Regions from separate parts of the Mus musculus genome. Here regions 2 and 3 are each linked to region 1. The links are chromatin contacts, found by POLR2A ChIA-PET in ENCODE. All regions are on one chromosome and are shown on one strand. Each heading gives the region's core, a stretch centred on a gene start or an enhancer-like site at or near the end of the contact. The rest is flanking DNA. Distances are from core to core; before and after follow the strand shown.

Region 1 (3,706 bases), core at 871-3,370:
CAGTCTGATTGCAAGTTGCTGCATGGATTTTCTTTATTGCCATTTGGCTCACTGTGGCCGGGCTTCATTGTGCAGTCCTGGCAACTTGAAGCTCCAAAACTTTTTATCTTTTTTGTCCTAACAAATGACTGCCAATTTGTAATAGTTTGCAATGAGCTGAAGCTTTTACTGGAAATAAAAACTTACTGAGGGAGTGTGGGAGAAAGGATTTTGTGTCTTGTTTTTAATTTTTTTTTTTTACATATCTGATTTTTTTTTTCTTTCCTGCATGTGTGTACAGCATATGTGCCTGCTGTCAATGGAGGATATCAGCTCCTCTGGATCTGCAGCTATAGACATTTGTGAGCCATCGTGTGAGTCCCAGGGAGCCAATCTCAGGCCCTCTGAAGAGCAGCCCGTTCACTAACTGCTGAGCTGGCTTTCCAGGTCTTGGCTTTTGTGTTTTTGACAGAAAAACCGTATTAGATGACGCAAGGAAGACCCGCTCTAGTTACAACTGCCTCTTCGTTGTCAGGTGACCTTGGATAAGTCACTTGATTTCTCCAAGGCGCAGAGCTTTCCTATAGCTAAAATGGCGGCTAACTCCTGCCCTACCTCGCTCACATGGCTGCGCTGGTCAAATAGTTTCATGTGTAGAATCTCACTCCATTATGGCTGGAATGTAAGGAAAAAGAAGAATGGCTCACTGGGTACTCAGGCAAAGGGAGAAGTGGCAATTACGCCAAGGGGATTAAAGGGAGTTTTTCGGGTCCTTCTAGTAGGGGAAAAGAATGTGAATCCCTTTTAAGGGGGAGTAGAACCCCCACTTCACCCCCAATGTACCCTACGGCCCTGGGTCAAGCACACCCATTTCAGGGAAGGCCTTCAGCTTTCCTTCTCGAAGCCTTCCCCCCAACACACACACACACCTCATCTCTGTGGATGACACCCCCTTTTTTCGGGAACGCATAGATTTTTGGGTTCCTCCCCAACACAGACTTCGCATCAATTGGCCCAATCTCTCCAGAGTATCCTGGCTAGGGAAAGGTTTGCGGTATCGGAAGCGAAGAGGCCAAGTCGACCCCGGGAGGCCATTTTCTTCGGCAGAAGCCGAGGTTCGGGGCGAGTCCTTCCTCCTCACCACGCGCTTCCCATCCGGGCTCAGGCGGAGAGCTCGGCCGCGGAGGACCACTTTGCTTTCACCTCTGGTGCGGAGATAGCTCTTGGCCTGGGTGGCTGCTCTCACCTAAGGGCCTCCAGGATAGCCTGAGGACCGACGTCACTCAGGACTCGAACCCGCCCTCTCAGTTCCTGAGGCCTAGTCTGAAGCTGATGCTCGGCAGGCCACCACACTGTCCCTTTAAGGCGGCACTTCTTAATTCATTTGTTTACTTCTTCATGCGCTTTTCGTCTTTTTAATAAATAGTTGTCCAAAATATCCTTCCGCTTATCTCTCTCCAAGAAACCCATCACCTACCTCAGAGACATTATTGTAATTTTAAGAATCCAATGTCAGTAATCACGACTAACAGCTCTCTTTATAGAATTTAATCCTCTTTTACACTTTAGGGACTACTTTTTAGGGACAGACCATTTTTGCATAAGTTGAAAACGGTTTATGGCCATCAGAACCTTTCCGCTGAGAACAGAATATGACAGTAGATTTTCAAACGCACCTTTTAATAAAAATATTCTGTATAAGCTCCCAAAGGTCATGGAATCTTCTTGTATTCCTGAAGCACAATGGTATGGTCCAGAACCCGCCCCATCTCCTCTGTAATTGGTCTTCCTTCCTCGGAGAGACGAATAACTCTTGCCCAATGACTGCTCACGTTTCTTCAGCGAGAGCTAAGCGATGGAAGAAGGCGGCCTGGGAGACGCCCCCTACGCATTCTATGATTGGCTACGTTGCACGGCGCGCGAGGACGGCGGGCCCGAAAGAAGGGAACTACGACTCCCGGCTGCCCCACACCTGGACTCCGTTACGCATGCGCATGGGCGGGGCTTACAAGCTTCTATATATAAGAGGCGCCGAGGGCTTGGAGACAGCAGTTGGAAGTTGGCAGGTGGAAAGTCAGGTTGGGAGGGGAAGCCGGAGGAGGAGGCGGAAGAAGAGCTGTCTGAAGGGGGAGGGAGGGAGGGAGGAAAAGAGGAGGAGGCGGAGGAGAACTGAGCGGAGCATCGAGCCAGAGGGGAGATGAGTTTGTCTGTCCTCGGCTAAGGCTCCGGCCCGGCCTGAGGAACTGGGAGCTCGGGTTGGAGCGACACCCGTGGAAGTGGGAGGTGGCGGCTCTGGGACTTTAACCCCTTGTGGGCTCTGCGGCAGGGGATTTAACCCTTTGTGGATTCGGCCCCTCCGAGGCAGCGTCATCGGGTAGTTTTAACCCTTTCGGGTTGGGTTTAACCCATTGGACTTAAACCTCCTCTCCTTGCGCACCAACTCCTCGTCTGTGGGAGCACTCGGCGGGGAGGCGTGAAGCCCACCCCTCTGCATATTTGCATACGGTGCCTGCTGCTGAACCCCCGGACCTGCTAGTTGGCCACGCTTGTGTGCGCTTAACCCTTTATTGACTGGACTCCAAGTTGCGATTGGAGTTTGCTGACAGGACGGACGGAAGGCGTCACTGCAGAAATTACTGACCGAAGAGGACTTTGTTGGACATATTTTGAAAAGAAAGAAAAACCTCTTTCCTTAAGCCAGAATTTCTCAAACTTCCAGAAGAGAACTCTACTAAGCCATGGCCGAGCCACTCTTGACAGAACATCAACACCAGCCTCAAACTAGCAACTGTACAGGTGCTGCTGTTGTCCATGAAGAGCATACCTCTGAGCGCCCCCCAAGCGCGGAGGAACGGGTGCCCAAGGAGGACAGTAGGTGGCAATCGAGAGCGTCCTTGCAGTCCGGTAGCCGTCCAGGGCAGGAGGGAGAAGGGGGCCTGAAGCACCAGCTGCCCCCATTGCAGACGAATGCCTGTCCAGAATTGAGCTCCCTGGAGAAGGGCGAGAAGGGCCAGAATGGGGAGGACTTATCCACTGGCGGTGCCTCCCCGTCGGCGGAGGGAGAGCCGATGTCAGAGTCCCTCGTGCAGCCAGGTCATGACTCGGAGGCCACCAAGCAGGAGGCTCCTGCCGCCGGAGGCGAGGAGCCATGGGGACAGCAACAGAGACAGCTGGGCAAGAAAAAACATCGGAGACGCCCCTCAAAGAAGAAGCGGCATTGGAAGCCCTACTACAAGCTGACTTGGGAGGAGAAGAAAAAGTTCGACGAGAAGCAGAGCCTGCGAGCTTCGCGGGTTCGAGCCGAGATGTTCGCCAAGGGCCAGCCAGTTGCGCCCTATAACACCACGCAGTTCCTCATGGATGACCACGATCAGGAGGAGCCTGATCTCAAAACCGGCCTTTACCCCAAGCGGGCAGCCGCCAAATCCGACGACACCAGCGATGAGGATTTTGTGGAAGAAGCTGGTGAGGAAGACGGAGGCAGCGATGGCATGGGAGGGGACGGCAGCGAGTTTCTGCAGCGGGACTTCTCGGAGACGTACGAGCGGTACCACGCCGAGAGCCTGCAGAACATGAGCAAGCAGGAGCTCATCAAAGAGTACCTGGAGCTGGAGAAGTGCCTCTCCCGCAAGGAGGACGAAAATAACCGGCTGCGGCTGGAAAGCAAGCGGCTGGGAGGCGTCGACGCGCGAGTGCGGGAGCTCGAGCTAGAGCTGGACCGGCTGCG
Region 2 (3,706 bases), core at 849-3,348, 340 kb before region 1:
ATTTCCTGGCCAGTTGGGGGCTGGCACCATCCCTGACTGGGGACGAGAATGCCCCCTCCCCACAAGTCTGCCCATGGTTTGCTCATGGAGGGGACTGATTCCAAGTGCCTACCCGCCCTCCAGGTCCGCAGGGGCCACCCCACAGTGCACAGCGAGACCAAGTATGTGGAGTTGATTGTAATCAATGACCACCAGCTGGTAAGTTCCCGGGCTAAGGGGGGACCCTGGGATGAGGGGCCCGGGGGAGCCTTGCCTTCTTACCCCACCTTTCTCTCGGCAGTTTGAGCAGATGCGGCAGTCAGTGGTCCTCACCAGCAACTTTGCAAAATCTGTTGTGAACCTGGCAGATGTGGTAAGCACCGTCCCTACTCCCCTCTCCCTCTCCCCCACATGCAGGCATCCAGGAGTCATTGTCAGTCACTGACCCCCCCCTCCCCCCACTTCTTGGAAATATAGATTGCAGCCTCCCTCCAGCCCCTCCCCCATCTTCTCTCTGGGCCCAGATATACAAGGAACAGCTCAACACAAGAATTGTTCTGGTTGCCATGGAAACGTGGGCAGATGGGGACAAGATCCAGGTGCAGGATGACCTACTGGAGACCCTGGCCCGGCTTATGGTCTACCGGCGGGAGGGTCTGCCTGAGCCCAGTGATGCCACCCACCTCTTCTCGTGAGTCCCCACACTGTACCCTGCCAGCTTTTGCTGGCTGCTAGTTCTTACCGCCTGTGCCAGGCGATCTTTTCGGGGACCCTGCAGGTGGAGCTCACCTGCCACCTGCCACCTGCTTCCAGCCACATGCACCAGCTGGGTATCCTCTGCACCTTGGGCTGTGCAGGGAATGTGCTCTTTGCCTTTCTCTGCCAGGCTGCCCGTCACCCCTTCTTTGGTGATGAAGTACCCTAGTGATGGACAAACCCAATTAAAGGCCCTGAAACCTCCATTTGGCTTACGGGTGAATGAACCCAAATAGGGGAAGGGCTGGCCTGAGGCCACCAGGCTGATAGAAAGGTCTGGAACCCACTGCTCCTTTGACATCATCCTGACCACTCTCTCCCTTCTAGGGGTAGAACCTTCCAGAGCACCAGCAGCGGGGCGGCCTACGTGGGAGGCATCTGTTCACTGTCCCGGGGTGGAGGTGTGAACGAGGTGAGCACCCAGAGGCCCAGCCAGGACAGAGGCTTGCTAAGACCCAGTGACTGTTGGGAGCATGCAGACATCCTGTGCTCTGTCTTGCCCATCCCTAGTATGGCAACATGGGTGCCATGGCGGTGACCCTGGCCCAGACGCTAGGGCAGAACTTGGGCATGATGTGGAATAAGCACCGGAGCTCAGCAGGTACCAACAACCCTCCCAGACCCACACAGAGCCTCAAGAAATGAAGAAGGGGCCAGTGGGGGTGCTTCTCCACTCTATATCTCATGTGTTCTTAAATCTCCTCTTAGGGGACTGCAAGTGTCCAGACATTTGGCTGGGCTGCATCATGGAGGACACTGGGTGAGTTTTGGAGACAGACTTTGGGAAGGGTTTGGGGTAAGAAGAGGCCTTCGAGGAGCACTAACAGTCAAGATGGGTGGCTTCAAGAGGACCTAGCTCACAGGACTACTCAGGATAACCAAGAATATAGGTTATCTGTAAATAGCTCAGGGATGCTTGGGTACCAAAAACTGCCAGACTGCAGGGCGCACTCTGGCCACTGGGAGGCGCTCGAGCCTCGTGCGAGGCGCCGTCCCTCCCAGGCGTTCCGACACTGGGCTCTTTGTCCCGAGGTTCAGGAGAAAGAACGCAAGCGACGTCCTCCACCCATTCCTAGACAGGAGTATGGGATTGATTGTCGTGCAACCTCAGGGCAGTCCTTCGGTCTCCTTGTAGTAGTAACCAAGTCTCTCGAGGAAGGGCTGTCCCCAGCAACACAGTTCCCCTCTCGCCCGTCTAGGTTCTATTTGCCCCGCAAGTTCTCGCGCTGCAGCATCGACGAATACAACCAGTTTCTGCAGGAGGGAGGCGGGAGCTGCCTGTTCAACAAGCCCCTCAAGGTACTAGCGCGGAGAACGGGGAAGCGGGGGGTGGGCAGGGTGCCAGCCAGGCTCCCGACATCCCCTCTCCCTCCAGCTTCTGGACCCTCCCGAGTGCGGAAACGGCTTCGTGGAGGCGGGAGAGGAGTGCGACTGCGGGTCGGTGCAGGTGAGCGCTCCTGGTGGGCTCCCGTCTGGGCCCGGGACGCGCGCATGGGCTCCGGGAAGGGAGAATACAGAGTGGGAAGGGGCTAGCCCGCCTCTCCACTTCTCCCCGCGACCCTCAGGAGTGCAGCCGAGCAGGGGGCAACTGCTGCAAAAAATGCACCTTGACGCACGACGCCATGTGCAGCGATGGGCTCTGTTGTCGCCGCTGCAAGGTGAGGACCTAGCGAGCGGGAGGCGGGGGGCGGGGGAAGAAGCAAAGAAACGATTGGATGCCCTCGATAAGAGGCGGGAATGGGGAAGAGCTGAGTCTGTTTGGGCGGGCCTTGTCCCGAAGAGAGCGCCAATGGGGAATGAGTTAGGAGCTGAGGACCGGAGGGGAGAGTCACCCTTACTGCTGAGGGTGGAGAGGGACAGGAAATGAGAATCAGGCCTTGGGACCCACGTTCCAGCACATTAACCCTGGAAGGGCAGTGGGGAAATATTTATCCTTCCCAGAAACACATGCATGCTTTTCCTAGTATGAGCCACGAGGTGTCTCCTGCCGAGAAGCGGTGAATGAGTGTGACATTGCAGAGACCTGCACCGGCGACTCAAGCCAGGTCTGCCAAACCATCTGTTCTGTGGGAGCTCAAAGCAAGACAGCCCCCTCCCTTATAAGTTTGGCGCTGAAGAGTTGACTACTCTGTGTGTCCTCTCTGCTTAGCGGGTGGGGTAGCCGCAGCTGACCAGCCTCAGCTTTTTCTTCTCTGAGAAAGGGGTCTTTCGAGCCACCTACCTCTGTTCGGTCAATCATTAAATAAGCATTTGTAGTGACACTGGTATTCCTACCGCCTGCCCAGTGTCTAGTGTATTCTAAGGATCTGGTGGATCGTAACATGGGTTAACTAGGGCTTCTGGGGTAATGGATGCAAGAAACTGGGGAAGCTTGGAAAAGCTAGGAGACTTACCAGTCAAATCCACAGAGCCAAACAGGCCCCCATCTTTCGTGTGGAAGAGCCATGTGACATGTGGCCCCTTTGGGGTAGCTTTTGGTTCCTTGCATTCTCCCCCCACCCCCCCCCACACACACCCCGAACCTCAGCTCAGCTCTGGGCTACCCTGCTCAGCCAGCCTCTCTCTCTCTCTCTCTCTCTCCAGTGTCCCCCTAACCTTCACAAGCTGGACGGTTACTACTGTGATCATGAGCAGGTATGAGGGATAGGGGTGGGGTCCTTCCGTCCGAATTCAGTGCAGTCTTGTCTCCCTCAGTGTCTTGATGCTTCCTCTCCCACGGCTCATAGGGTCGTTGCTATGGAGGCCGCTGTAAAACCCGGGACCGGCAGTGCCAAGCCCTATGGGGCCATGGTGAGTCCAGAGACTCGGGAAAACCCAAAGCTCAGAGTTAGGCTGGGACGCTGGTTGAAGGAACAAGCCCTGCAACCAACGTGGCTTCTGAAGACCTTAGGCATCAAGCCTAAGGATTAGGCCCAAGTTTTAGAGGTGCAGGTCTGAGGTCCTAGATGGGATCCAGGGATCTGTGGGGTGA
Region 3 (3,706 bases), core at 341-2,840, 300 kb after region 1:
ATTACCTCAGGATGAATGAGATGGTTGAGTGGCCACCTCTCACCTCCCAGGTATTTGAATGACACCTACCATTACAACAGCAGGCACAAATGACTTAATAGGAATGCCAGAAAAGCCATCTGTGGAAACACATTTAGGAGATCAGACACTACAAAGAACATCTCCCCCAAGAAGCTTTATACTCAGTTACCATCCGAGTCCCTACACACACCAATTTAGCTGTTTAGTCTGCTGGGCTCTGAACAAGGAGCAGACATGGCTGTTGAGGAATATAGCAAGTATGACCACTAGGGAGCTATACCCTAAATTCTCAAAGTGAAAGAGAGCTGGATCAAGGAAGAAAATGACAGGAGTTGAGTAGATCTAGTTAATAGCAATTCTGGGAAGCCAGGCATGGTGACTCATGCCTACAATTCCAGCACTTGGGAGGTGGAGGCAGGGAGGATCAGGAGTCCATGGCTGTTTAGATTGGCTGTCTTAAAACAATAACAAAAACAAAAAACAAAACCACCCTCCATCCTACAAAAACAAACAAACAAACAAACAAACAAAAAACAGATTAAAACCAGGAGTGGTGACCCACACTGTGAGTTTGAGGCCAGCCTGATCTACATAGTGAGTGATCTGAGAGAGAGATCTAAGGCTAAATAGTGACATGCTGTCTCAAAAACAACAACAACAACAACCCAAAACCCCAAACTAACAGTGATGTTAGGGGGCAGGAATATTATGTACATGCATAAAATTCTCAAAGAATTAATAAATGCATATTAAATTTAAAGTAACGAAAGGACTGGGGGAAGTGGTAGAAACTGAGACAGTCCTCTACAGCAGAGTCGGGGACAGTTTAATATTAAGTCTTAGACAGGAAAGTGCCTGAGAGACCTTACCTCTGTGATCAGCTAGGGAATTAGGTAAAAATCGGTAAAGAAAAGATACACACAAGCCTTGAGATAAAGCTGTGACGTCAGTAACCAAGAAGAAACCGGCAAGTTCAACAGGAGAAAACTTCAGTAGTGGGTCAATGGGAGGGAGGGAGACTTAGCGTGTTTGGGACGAGTGAGCCAGATACGACAGGCTGCGATAAGAAATTGAGCCAGAATGGAGGGTCGAGGGAAGGTTCAGAAGAGATGAGGGATAAACGCGATGTTGAGATAAGAGGTGGCGAAGGGATGTGGCTCGCTCGGATCGGGTTGCAACTGGGCTAAAGAGGGGTCACGAGTGAGGCTACACTTTTGCAAGACCGGTGGTTAGGGGACCCGGCTTGGGGCTGAGGTTGGCTGCGGTGGAGACGGAGGGGAGAGAGCCGGTGGCCACTGGCTGAGGTGGGAGCAGGCCCGGGCTGCGAAGGGCCGAGGTTCCCACCCCAAGTCTCCAGGCGCACAGGGGTCGCGAGTGGCTGCGAGGTTGCGGGCCCACCGCCGGGTCGCATCACCGCCCCGCGCTTCCCTCCACGTTCAGACCCCAGACTCACTCACCGAAGGGATCAGGAGCAGGTGGCGGCGCTCCGGGCGAAGCGAGACCCCCCTCGGTTCCGAGCAGAAGCTGCGGCTCCAAAGGCACTGACAACAGGAAGCGGCGCGCGGCGTCTGACGCCATCACGTCGGCTCCTCGCTACGGCCCCGCCCCCAGTCCTCAAAAACCAATCACTGGGCCTAGAGGAGCCGAGGGGCGGGGCCGTCAGCTCTTCCCTTGCCCCGGATTGCAGGGCTTCTTGGCTCAGGTGAGCGATCCTGCCGCTCTCGCTACTCTGGCTCTGGGTAGCGCAGAGAGGCTGGACCCTTGGAGCTTCGGGACTTCTGCGTCCCGCAGCTCTGCCCCTCAATCGCATCTGTGCAACTTTGGGGTTGTCGTGTTTGCCCCCTTAATCCGAAAATGCGCCCTGTTGCGCCATTAACCCGTATGTTTCCCTAAGGGCATTAGTAGTGGAGGGAGCAAGTGGATCCTGGGTCCAAGTGGGACCTTCAGGTCTGGTTTTTCCGGAGCCAGGAAACAGTTGTTTTGACTTGTCTCATACCACGTGATCGCCCTGAGGGCTCTCTTGGACCTGTTAGTTTAATTTGCCTGCGGTCAGCCCTTTGAGGCATGAAGCCCAGAGGACCTGCTTTTTGTCTTCTCACTATTTAATTGCTTTTGTTCCATTACAGAAAATGACAGCTGTCTCTCGGAATAGACGCGGAAGAAAACTGTCAAATGTAGCAACCGTGACTAATAAAGGGCAGGCTGGGCAGGTCTGAGGACCGTGCCCAAAAGGGAACCTAGGACCTAGGTGTGGGCCATAGAGGTGGTGACTGTAAAAGAAAAGACTCTCTGTGAGTTTATATGAACTTTGCTCCTATTGACTTAGAGGACCTTGTTTTCTTGGTGTCTTCCATCCCCTCTGGCTCCTACACTCTTTCCACCTCTCCCTTGGGGTTCCCTATCTGCTGTAGAAGGAAACTTCTCTAATGATGGCTGAACAAGGCATTGATCTATGAGTACCCAAATGTCATTAGGAGTCATTTTATCACTATGTCTTTTTTTTCCTTTTCTTTCTTTCTTTTTACCAGTTGTGGTTTGAATGTGCTTGGCCCATGGGAAATGGCACTATTTAGGAGGCATGGCCTTACTGGAAGAGGTGTGGCCTTGTTAGCGGAAGTATGTCACTGTGGCTTTGAGGTAATATATATTTGAATATATGTTCAAACATATATATGCTCAAACTCTGCCCAGTCTCTTGGTTGCCTTCTTTTTTCTTTCTTTCTTTTTTTTTTAATTTATTTTATTTTTATTATATGTAAGTACACTGTAGCTGTCTTCAGACACTCCGGAAGAGGGAGTCAGATCTCATTAAGGATGGTTGTGAGCCACCATGTGGTTGCTGGGATTTGAACTCAGGACCTTTGGAAGAGCAGTTGGGTATCTTACCCACTGAGCCATCTCTCCAGCCCTCTGGGTTGCCTTCTAATCAAGACTCTTAAAAAAAAAAAAAAAAAAAAAAAAGCTCCTCCCCCAGCACCACACCTGTCTGCCTGCTGCCACGCTAATGACGGAACCTCGGAACCTGTAACCCAGCCCCAGCTAAATGTGTTCCTTTATAGGAGTTGCCTTGGTCATGGTGTCTTTCACCACAATGGAACCCCTAACTAAGACACCAGTCTTATTTGCTTTTACCCTAGGTCCCTGGGCTATCTGGTCTTTGGTTCTTGGTTACCCCAAGCATGTTGGGTATGGGTTCCACCTGGTGAAGTGGGCCTTAAGTCAAATCCGTTACTGGTCGGTTTCTCCCATAAGCTTGGCGCCCCCATTGCCCTAACATATCTTAAAGGCAGTACGTCATTGTTATGCAGGGGTTGCAGCTGGCTTGGTGTTCGCGCTTCACATTTGGTAGTGTGCAAAGTACCCTCTTGTACCAAAGACACCAGAACATAGGGATAAAGGCTCTGTTTAGGCACCTACTCAGCATCTTCAGGTTCAGTGAGGTGTGCAGGTATTGTCTTAGCAGTGGAATCTTGCTGTTGGTTTGTGGCGAGCAACCTATAGGCTAGGCAACAACTTGGGTTGTTTGGTGATCCCCATGGGCCTCTTTGGCCAATGACTCAATTAGCTGTAACCCAGTCCCTGTACTGGAAGCTTTGTTTGGTGACAAGAGATGGCCAGTTCACAGCCTGTCTGCTGGATCATTTGGAGCTTTCATTTAGATTGCCTTCATATATGTATATATTTT

What was found. ChIA-PET counts read pairs that join two places held with the same protein, here RNA polymerase II (POLR2A).
Region 2: POLR2A ChIA-PET joins it to region 1 with 16 read pairs in embryonic stem cell. The contact joins the enhancer-like site here to the promoter of Hexim1 in region 1. POLR2A ChIA-PET finds 5 or more read pairs at or near these places in 3 of 5 experiments (Patski and embryonic stem cell).
Region 3: POLR2A ChIA-PET joins it to region 1 with 12 read pairs in Patski. The contact joins the promoter of Plekhm1 here to the promoter of Hexim1 in region 1. POLR2A ChIA-PET finds 5 or more read pairs at or near these places in 3 of 5 experiments (Patski and embryonic stem cell).

The regions. Positions count from the first base shown.
Region 1 is chr11:103,114,205-103,117,910 of GRCm38, forward strand. It overlaps Hexim1 (hexamethylene bis-acetamide inducible 1), which reads left to right and starts at 2,121. Exons shown (of 1, transcript NM_138753.2): 1 at 2,121-3,706. The coding sequence starts at 2,718.
Region 2 is chr11:102,772,332-102,776,037 of GRCm38, forward strand. It overlaps Adam11 (a disintegrin and metallopeptidase domain 11), which reads left to right. Exons shown (of 27, transcript NM_009613.3): 9 at 124-198; 10 at 281-352; 11 at 504-670; 12 at 1,063-1,147; 13 at 1,246-1,336; 14 at 1,444-1,495; 15 at 1,935-2,034; 16 at 2,111-2,182; 17 at 2,301-2,393; 18 at 2,700-2,780; 19 at 3,319-3,369; 20 at 3,462-3,525. Among named protein-coding and RNA genes, the nearest start is that of Adam11, 13 kb to the left of the region's middle. Within about 2 kb of position 2,099, at least 2 of the 3 ENCODE cell types and tissues checked have a DNase peak (open chromatin) inside an H3K27ac peak, as active enhancers do.
Region 3 is chr11:103,411,115-103,414,820 of GRCm38, forward strand. It overlaps Plekhm1 (pleckstrin homology domain containing, family M (with RUN domain) member 1), which reads right to left and starts at 1,591. Exons shown (of 12, transcript NM_183034.2): 1 at 1,479-1,591.